Linked DNA regions of Homo sapiens: region 1 is linked to region 2. A link is a loop called in an ENCODE intact Hi-C map of the cell type or tissue named here. Cell type or tissue: GM12878. All regions are shown on one strand. Region 1 overlaps BICC1 (BicC family RNA binding protein 1). Region 2 overlaps CCDC6 (coiled-coil domain containing 6).

Region 1 (5,000 bases), 1.0 Mb after region 2:
TAAGGGTTGAAGTGCATCAATTCACTTAATCCACAGCACAGATTCATGACGTTGTTTACAGAGGAAACTAAAGCACAGAGTGGTTTCGTAACTTCTCCCAGAAAACCACTCAGAAGCTTGGACATTATAATCCAATGTCTTCCAACTCTGGATCCACACTTTATGCAATAACTTCATTTAAAAGACATCACCACAGTGAAGGCTAATAGAAAAAAAACCTTAACTTTCATTCAGGAATATTTAATTCAATATTTATCCAGAATTAGTATTGAGTGACTAATATTGTTTATTACTGCCATTAAACTTTCTACAGGAAAGCATTCATTCATTCACCAAATCTTTTCTGTACTTCTACTATGTACCAGGCACTGTTCCAGGGACTAGAGAGAAGAGATAAGTGAAGAAGCAAGAGTCCTGTCCACAAAGAACTTGGCTCTTCTGCAGAGACAAAATATAATTTAATCAAATAAATTATCTAATTAATAATTAATCAGAACATACATGTTATGAAAAAAGAAAAAGAAGAGTAACACAAAAAGATGAGGAAGTACCAGCTATGAGAGAGTCTTGAGGAGTATCAGACTTCATAGAGAAAAGGAGATATGAGTAAAGGCTTAAAGGAGGTAAGACACTGGAACCTTCCAGGTAGAGGGAGATATCAGAGCCAAAGCCTCAGGGTGGGGACTAGCCTCCTTAATTCTCTCTTCAATCAGGTTTTCAAGTTGCCCAGCAATCCAGGTATTCTCTTATTTTACAGGTCAGCCTTTGACACAGATCAAGATCATTCTAGGATAAGTCAAAAGTTCTATACCCATCAGCTTTATGATAAAACTGAATAACATAGAGATAATTCATTATGATTATCACAACCATTGATCATGTCTCAACCTTACTGAGTGTCTACAATGTACTGACTTCTAAGAAAGTCAGTTAGTACTGGCTAAGTCTTTTATATCCTGTACTTTGCATCCAGGCAGTAAAGAGTCAGTAAATGTTTACTGAGCACCTTTCACACCTTTCACACCTTTCACAATTTACCACCAGTTCCGCCTGAATCCTTTAACTCCTAAAGCATCTATTCTCTAGGATAAGGCATGAGAATCACTGGGTGGGGATTTTATCTAAACCACACATACTCCCCTGACACTGTGATCTCCCACCCCCATCCCACAGCCTAGGTGAAAACGCCACAGAGAGCATATCATATTCTTATGTTGCAATTGGGCAATTGCCACTCCCCTCACCAAAAAAGAGGGAGGAAGGAAAGAAGGGAGGAAACGATTTTTCTTAAAGCTACCCACTGCTAGGACCAGGATGGTGAAATCACAGTTAATAACAGTGCACCAAGCTTCAGAGTTCAGGAATGCCTCTGGCCTCCTGGGGAGATGTCCAGCAGCTGTGCCTAATTTGAGTCTCTGTCACCACCTCCAGCCCCCACCCTCTCCTGGTGGCTGCTCTTGGTCTCAAGCACCCTTCCTTATCCTATTTTGTAATCCCTCCCCTGACACTTAACCTGTCACAGGGACACTGTGAAGGTCAAAGGTCTTAAGAGTGGTTAAAACTTGCCAAAATGTTAAGCATCAGTTATTATGAAATGAGGGGCCTAACAGCAAGGCACAAGGGGCGTCTGACCAACCCAAGTTGGGAGAGAGCCCAACAGCATCTCATTCCCATTGCTTGCTCTCTAATGCATCCTAACAAGAACCAGGACTGCCCTTTCTCTGTTATACTCTAGCCAACTTTTACCACACTTATGTAAACAGACAGATCATTTTATTCAATAATTCTTATTTCATCCATAATAGCTCGGCTAGGCAATAGGCTTAAAGGAGGTAGGATACTTGGCTGAGCTGGAACCTTCCAGGTAGAGGGAGATACCAAGCCAAAGCCTCAGGGTGGGGACTAGCCTCCTTAATTCCCTCTTCAATCAGGTTTTCCAGTTGCTGTCTACCTTCAATCAGGTTTTAAAGAGCTGTCTACCTTCAAAATTTCACTCTCAACTATCCTTAACTTTGGTTTTAGTTACTGCTGGTTGACAATGAAGTTAACCTCTACTGAAAATGTTCACTACTACTGTGGGTGATTAGAAGCCAATGTGTCTCAAAACATGCCTGTTAAAATACAGGTTTCTGGGCCTTCAGGACTCAGTAACTGGCATTTCACTGGCTTTCCAAGTGATGGTTAACTCAAGTACAGAAACAGCAGATTGAACCACATAGATATTTCAATTGTAGTCATTTATGTATTGGTCCTATATATATTATACAAAATGCTTCTATAGGATAAATTTGTATTTTTCCCACAAAACAAATTAACAGTAAGTTTTGAGTGGTATGATAATCTACAAATGTGTGACTTTACAGGTTGGATAATCGCATTAAAATTCCTATGCATACATAGAGGGACAGGGAGCCTCGTATCCGATTTAAGAGAGAATGTGATTTTCTTAAATCAAGAAATAAGATGATTTTCCACCATCTTTGCATCAACAGAACAACAAGCAAAATAAAAAGCAAACGCCTCAACAGAAAATACACTTTCATTCAAAGTGAAAGGGCACCATCTAGTGACCAAAAATATAAATTATCAGTGGGCACAAAGACACATGAGCATGCATGCAGAGACAGTCACCAACATGTAACACGTTTACCTCCAGGGTCTGAATCAGTGCTTTTTTGGAAAGTGGTTCTTCAAATAGTCAAGCTTAATAAGGACAGAGAAAAACAAACATGACAAAATTCTGGTTTAGATTGCTAAAGTGGCTAGCAGCATTGTGTTTTTCATTCCCTTTTTGGCTCTTGCTTAAAAGATGCATACAAGATGTGTCCTTTTTTCCAGGTTGATCTTAATTTATTCATTTCAATTCCTGAAATACAGGTCTCTGTTTTTCAATGACTGTTAACAGTTTACAATTCAAACATGTCTGTGTAATACCAAAAGGGATTAAGATTTCCTTTAGACCCACTCTGCAAATACTTGACAGAGAAAAGTCAAAGTATTAACCACATTAATAAACATAAATTGAGGAAAAAGTCAGCTATAAAGAGGGTTAGAAGATGGCATAACAGAAAAATAGGAAATAAGCGTAGAGCTTCTCCCTCCCAAAATTAATTGCTTTGAAGAACTCAATTTAGGCATAAAGGTTTTGAGACATTTACTCTTAAAAAAAAATTTACTACTTTAAAACCAATCCTCAAGTTCCCTGAACACAGGGGTCATGTTTAATTTGGTTTTGTAACTACCACAGTGCCAAACAAGTGGTAGATACTCAATAAGCTGTTGCTGAATGAACGGATGGCACCTATAATTTAGGAAATGGCTAAATACAGAGAGAGGAGATGGAAGTCTATAGAAAGAGTCTAAAGCTCATATCCTAGGTGACTGTGTGTGTGGTACTTTCCAAAAAAGTTCTGAGTTCAAATATTCTGATCTTAGCACCTCTTTAAAAATACAAAAAAACTGTCAGATATTCATCTCAATTTTTGGTTTTTAGATTCCTGTCCTACCCGTCTGCTCACATCCCTCTGGTGTCATCCTAATGAAGAGAAAGTGACCAGATGGTAATCCAACCTTCTCTAAGTAATAGGAAGCTGTAATGGAAATGCATATGAAATGGGTATTTTATATGTGAATAATGCCAAAGAGAAAAAAATGCCCCTTTTTAAAAATGTTAAACCTTTGAACATAAAGGTTCTTGTGACTTTCATATGGATATCTGTAAGGACTTAACAAGGCAACAATTGTCGTAAGGACACCCGCTAAAAACCATATTTTCAATAAAAATAAAGTATTTCAATATTTAAAATTAAAATTTTATTTTCTCTACCTTACTCTATTGTAAGAATACTGAATGTTTTTATGACTTAATGTGAAGTTTAGTTATGCTTTTAAAAGATTATCTCTTGGTACTCTGGTTTCTACTCTGTGGTTTTCCATCCTTGGAAACATTCCCACCCCTGGAAACATTAGTGAATATTTTACTGCCTCTTCCTTCTTCCTTCAGGCCCCTAAACCTCCTTCCCACTTCATTCCTATTCCACAGCAAAATCTGCAGAAAATACTCATGTCAGCCATTTGCATTTATTATGCTACAGAGAGTAATGTGCTATAGACACATGATGAATTTAGGCCAATCTTTCATCAAAAATCTGTAGCCACTTTCCTGTCTCCATGATTAAGTGCTGCTGAGAACAGGATTCAACCCCCTAAATTCACAGTATGTCTTCCACCCTCGGCATGTACATTTAGAGACAGAAAACAACAGAAAAATCCCTTGTTTGACTACCTCCCCGCCTCCCACTCACAATAAAAACAAAACAAAAGTTATCGTATCAGAGTTGTACTTCTGTTTACAGGGAAAATTTCCATATATTATAAATGGCTTCAAATCTGGATGGCTGTGGTACATTTTATGTACATAAACAAAACTGTCAAACAGATGAGTGGACAGAATTTACTTTCCCCTGGCGTGGAGCTCTTTCACGTTTGTTTCAAGTTAATTTCTTCCAAAAGCGCTTTACTTCTGAAACAATATAATCAAGACGGGCATTACCTGGGGCCTGGATCTGTCAAGAGTGGCCAGTGTTGACAAACACTGAGGCGCAGCTCCAACTTCTTCTGAGATTCTTTGCAACCATTGGGAATATGTCAACAGTCGGCAAGTAGTTCCAAAGTAATAATAGCCAAAATTTTTATGTAAGAAAGAATGTAGCCCTAGGCTTACAATTTTGTGAAAAAAATCTCAGAAAGAAAAAAAAGTGTCAGAAAAAGCCCCAGGCTTCTCAAGGGCGTTAGTTCACTTGGAATCATATAGGGAAAAGCTAGGAAAAGCCAGAATGTATCACACAGAATTTATTACTTTTTAATGCCTTTAACGTGGCAATCGACTACAGATTTCCTTTATGATGTGGTAAAAATATGTGGTGTCTACAGTTAATCGCAATTTAGCCATAAACAAACTCTGTCACCTTGGAAAAGTCACTGAATCACTCAAGTATAGT
Region 2 (5,000 bases):
CATCCACAACCAAAGATGGATGGAAAATACAGTATTCATGGGATGTCAAACCTGTACATGTGGAAGGCTGACTTTTCCTATCTGTGGGTTCCTCAGGGCTGACTACAGGACCTGAGTATGCACACATATTGGTATACTTGGGATTCACAGGTTCTGAGGGACAGCTGTAGTAACACAATGAGCACACTCATTTACACCTTTCTCTTTTCGCTTACTATGCATTGTAGTTTTCTCCCCTGCTGATACATACAAAGCTGCCTTCATCCCTTATTTAAAGGCTGCATAGTATTTGATTGTATGAATATGCCATAATTCAACTAGTCCCATACCAGTGGACCCTTTTTGGTTGCTATGCTACAACCGCAATGAACATCTCTATACACGTGTTTGATACCTGTGCAGGAACACCTTCAGGATAGATTCCAGGAAGTGGATTTGTTGGGCCACATGGAATGTGCATTTTAAAAAGTTCAGTGGTTCCTACCTTTGTTTTCGTCTCTGAAGTTCCTTACAAATTCTTGTGCCGTGGAGCATCTGGGATGGTGTATCAGTATCATCCTTGGAGCCTTTGAGAAATATGGTGTAGTACTTTCCTATTTCTGCTATTACAAATTACCACAAACCTAGAGGCTCAAAACAATACAAACTTAACCATCTTACAGTTCTAAGATGGGACTCACTAGGCTAAAATCAGGGTGTCATCAGGGCAGCCATCCTTCTGGAGGTTGTTGGGGAGCCTCTGTTTCCTCGCCTTTTCCAGCTCTAGAGGCTGCCTGGATTCCCTGGCTTGTGGCCCCTTCCTTGCAGTCGTACCACCCCACCTCTGCCTCTGTTGTTACATCTTCTTTTCACTCTGATTCCCCTGCCTCCCTTTATTAGGATCCTTGTGATTATGTTGGGCCCACTGTGATAATCTAGGATAATCTACCCATCTCAAGCCCCTTAACTTAATCACTTCTGCAAAGGCCCTTCTGTCAAGTGAGGTTAGTAGCATTTATAGGTTTTGGGGATTAGCATGTGGACATCTTTAGGGAATCACTATTCTAGCACCATACAGGTTTCTGGGCTTACTCCATGGAGTAAAAAAGGAGCATATTAAAAAAATATATATATAAGTAATCCTGATGTGGACCTCAGGTTGTTAATTACTATGTGTGTTTGGTGGAAATCAAATGAGATATATCAAATAGTTCTCAAATATTAGTTATTTTAAGATTTTTGAGTTTTTACCATGTGAGTACACAAACATCTTTCAGCACCTTCCTGAACTTTTTCCCGTGCTGTCAGTTTGCATTTTTCCTCCTCCTTTATACTGCTCCATCGTGCCCCTAGCAAAAATTTCAGAAGGAATTTGGGGAGAATGTATGCTTACTACTATCTCCATACTGCACTGTTTAGTCTGAAGAGACTGCAGATACTAACAGAGGCATTTGTAAGTGCTATTTCTGATTTTGTGAGGACAGAGAAAGCTGAACTAAAGAAGCAGCAGTGGCACTTAGCTGCTTGCAGTGATTGGATTGGGCCTAAAGGATGTGTTAGTGACTTTTCATCATCCATTCCTTGCATTCTCCTTAGGTTAGATGACCTGGGCCTCTTTTGGATGCAGCTATGGCAGGTGGCTCCTCACCCTCCAAGCTTGACTGCATCTGAACTTGAACCTCTCTCTCAACAGTTCTCAGCAATGTTTGAACGTTGGCATCGCCTGGCCAGCTTTTAATAGACCAGTGGCTAGGACTCATCCTTGGAATTCTGACTGAATTGGCTTGGGGTATAGTCTGGGCACTGGTATTTTCTAACTGTGAACTTGGAAGGGAATGCAAGCCATGCAGATCTTTGGATCATTTGGGAGCCACCTCTTTGGAATCTGTGTGGAAGTCATCCGCAGTTCACACCATCTTTGACTAAAATACAGTAAGTCCTTACTTCACATCATCCTTGGGTTCTTGGAAACTGAGACTTTAAGTGAAACAACTTTCTGTATAACCAAACCAATTTTACCGTAGGCTAACTGATACAAACAAGAGTTAAGTTCCTATGGCATACATATGTTGTTTCACTTAAAGTCACAGTTTCCAAGGATCTGTGGATGATGTTAAGTGAGGGCCTACTATATTGGGAGATGGCTGTAGACCTGGGGAAATATAAGCTGTGGCCCCTAAGTACTAGGGAGTTCTGTGTGCAAGAGGAAGGAGGAGGACTCATAGGAACAAATCTGGTCAGGTGAGGCTGTGTGCCAGCAGGGGGCAGCCAAGGAATGCTCTGGTGACAGCCTTCTGTGTGTGAGTCAGTGACACCCAGAGGTGTTGGACCTGGTGCCTTCTCTGTGCCTCTGTCTTCTAGGTCAATTGCTGAACTGCCAGGAAGTCTTCCCAGCCGATCACTGCAGGGGACATTCTTATCTATAGATATATTGTTTAAGGATCCCCCTGCTGAGTTCCCCGATGCTAAAGGATTGCCATTTTTTCTTTGAAAGACAATGTTCTCTGAAGTTATTGTTCTTGGAGCCTCACTAATGTTAATTCTGCAAAGGATTTCATGGTAGTCTCCAGCACCCTTCCTGTAAAAGGCATTATAAGAGTCCTATTATGGAAAAGAAAGTCAGCTTGCTCTGACAGTCACCCTTCTAGTTCTAGAAACAGCAAATACTCCAAGGGGTCAATCTTTTGTTTCCTGTAGAGCCAAGTGAAAAATTCTGCATGCTTGCATATTTGGGATCAAATAATTTAAATCGTTTATATTAAAAGTGTACTTTGTAAATATTTTCCCAGCATGCCTTCAATTAAAGAGATTTTTGTGTCTGGATTAGACAGCGGGGTTTCTGGCTATGTTGAAACAGCCAAGGGATTTAGTGTTTAGTGCACGTAATAGTGTTTAATAATTTTGGTATTTTTATTTGAATTTCTAAAATAAGGATATTCAAGAGCTTTTGTATATCTGTAATGATGCTGTCTTGGAAATCATTGAATACTTATCAGAAGTCTTTATTGGCTAAAATGCCAGACCTTTGTAGAGTTGCTTAAAACTGAAACTAATTTGATGGGCATTGAGAGTTGAAATAGGGTCAGTCTGTGGGAGAAAAATGCTCATTGTGGCATTCAGCTCCCTCCTTCTTCCCTAAATTTGGACCGAACTGACAATATGGAACAGCAGCCTACAGGAAACTCTCTTAGACGTGCTCATGGCCACTGAATTTGTAGCTGCTTTTCAGAAAAGAGAAGTATATGGAGATTTTACTTTTCCCAAGTTCATTGACAAAGACAAGGAAAAGAAATGAAGCAAGAAGATGGGTAGACACCACATTTTGTATTAGATAATTCTGGTTACTTGGTAGCAGATTCTGTGTGAGATAAACCAGAAAGGAATGGGGGCGGTGGGGAGGTTGTCAAAAGAGGAAGGAAGACGTGTTTTTCTTTTTTTGGAAGGTTGTGGAGTATGCCACAGAATCCTGTGAAGAATAACCTTGGAAGGACAAGAGTTTTGATGGCTCCGGGGAACTTAGCTGAAGCAGACCCTGGATCCCCATAAAGATGTCAGTTCCCCATTTCAGATTCCTGGGAGAGGTAGTCTAAGTGGCTCAGCCTGGGTCCAACAGCTAGTGCCAGGGCTAGTCAGCTCTGTCCTGGGAGATGGGTGCTGTAGCAGAGACCTGGATTTGTGGGGGAGCTCCTGAGGAAGGGGTATTTGTCATAAGCAAGATGCCATCCCTAGAGGTGCCAGCTATATACAGGACTTCACCTGCCCTCTGCCGCTACGTGTGTGTGAGTCAGGGTAACAGACAGCCACACACACACCACAAATTAGACTTGGAAATATTAATCTGAAGTTTTCTAGTTTACTATGTCAATGTCTATTCTCGTGAAAAGAATGTTAACTGTTATCACATGTTCTAGTACAGTGGTTCTTGGTGTGCCGCCACCACTGTGCACAGCGGGAATGCCAACAAGTGTCACAGGCTCCCCTAGATGGCTTGCTGTGTCTGGAGTTGAGAGGCAGCCAAACTGGTGTCTAGAGCAGAGCCCATGGGCAGAATCTGGGCCTCCCTCCTTTCCCAGCTCTGGCAATGTAGAGAAGAGCTCTTGTAGTGGCTACTTGTAGACTCCAATTCCACCATTTCCTCTTCTACTTAAAGCACTTTAGAATGCAAATGAGTGGGAGTGACGATGCCTAACCTGCCAACACTGCCTTTTATATTTTTTTCTAAATGCAAATAATTGGTAAACTTTTATACTTGAGATAAACTTTAAATCCATATCTCATCTATGTGTGGGAGAATGAGAAAGACCAGATATCTTTTTTGTTTCTTTGTTTTTTGAGACAGAGTCTTGCTGTGTTGCCCAGGCTGAAGTGCAGTAGCTCAGTCTCGCTCACTACAACCTCCACCTCCTGAGTTCAAGCAGTTCTCCTGCCTCAGCCTCCCGAATAGCTGGGATTACAGGTGCCTGCCACCACGCCCAGCTAATGTTTGTATTTTTAGTAGAGACTGAGTTTCACCATGTTAGCCAGGCTGGTCTCGAACTCCTGACATCAGGTGATCCGCCTTCCTCAGCCTCCCCAAGTGCCAGGATTACAAGTGTGAGCCACCATACCCGACCAGAAAGACCATCTTGTAACAATTCCCTCTGTCTATGGCATAGGGGCTGAACTGAAGTCTCCTTTTTTTTAGATTTGGATATGATTGCATGAAACATGGTTTAATTGAAAACTCTGACTTTTCAGATTCAGAGAAAATGGCACAGTATCTGGAGGAGGAACGTCACATGAGAGAAGAGAACTTGAGGCTCCAGAGGAAGCTGCAGAGGGAGATGGAGAGAAGAGAAGCCCTCTGTCGACAGCTCTCCGAGAGTGAGTCCAGCTTAGAAATGGACGACGAAAGGTGTGTGCATGTCTTATGAGCCTTGTTTTTGTTTAAAAAATAAAACCCAGGTTCTACAGAGGTTTTCTTTGGTATCCTGTTAGGTGTATAAGGGGATGGCTTAAATATGTATTTATTGTGCTAATGA

What was found. Hi-C counts contacts between places; a loop is a spot of excess contacts. Peaks named below come from ENCODE experiments on the same cell type or tissue, not always from the same donor. Only the 100,000 strongest peaks of a DNase experiment are listed, where the experiment ranks them.
Region 1: it touches region 2 in a loop (2.9-fold over the local background); 6 of 110 quality-filtered maps call a loop at or near these places.

Annotation. Positions count from the first base shown.
Region 1 is chr10:58,779,640-58,784,639 of GRCh38, reverse strand. The region is part of intron 3 of BICC1 (BicC family RNA binding protein 1); the gene reads right to left. Among named protein-coding and RNA genes, the nearest start is that of LINC00844, 220 kb to the left of the region's middle. In GM12878, a CTCF peak has its summit at 2,571 (motif pointing left); a DNase peak (open chromatin) is centred at 2,519.
Region 2 is chr10:59,806,795-59,811,794 of GRCh38, reverse strand. CCDC6 (coiled-coil domain containing 6) reads left to right here. Exons shown (of 9, transcript NM_005436.5): 6 at 4,717-4,873. Among named protein-coding and RNA genes, the nearest start is that of MRLN, 56 kb to the right of the region's middle. In GM12878, a CTCF peak has its summit at 2,232 (motif pointing right); a DNase peak (open chromatin) is centred at 2,244.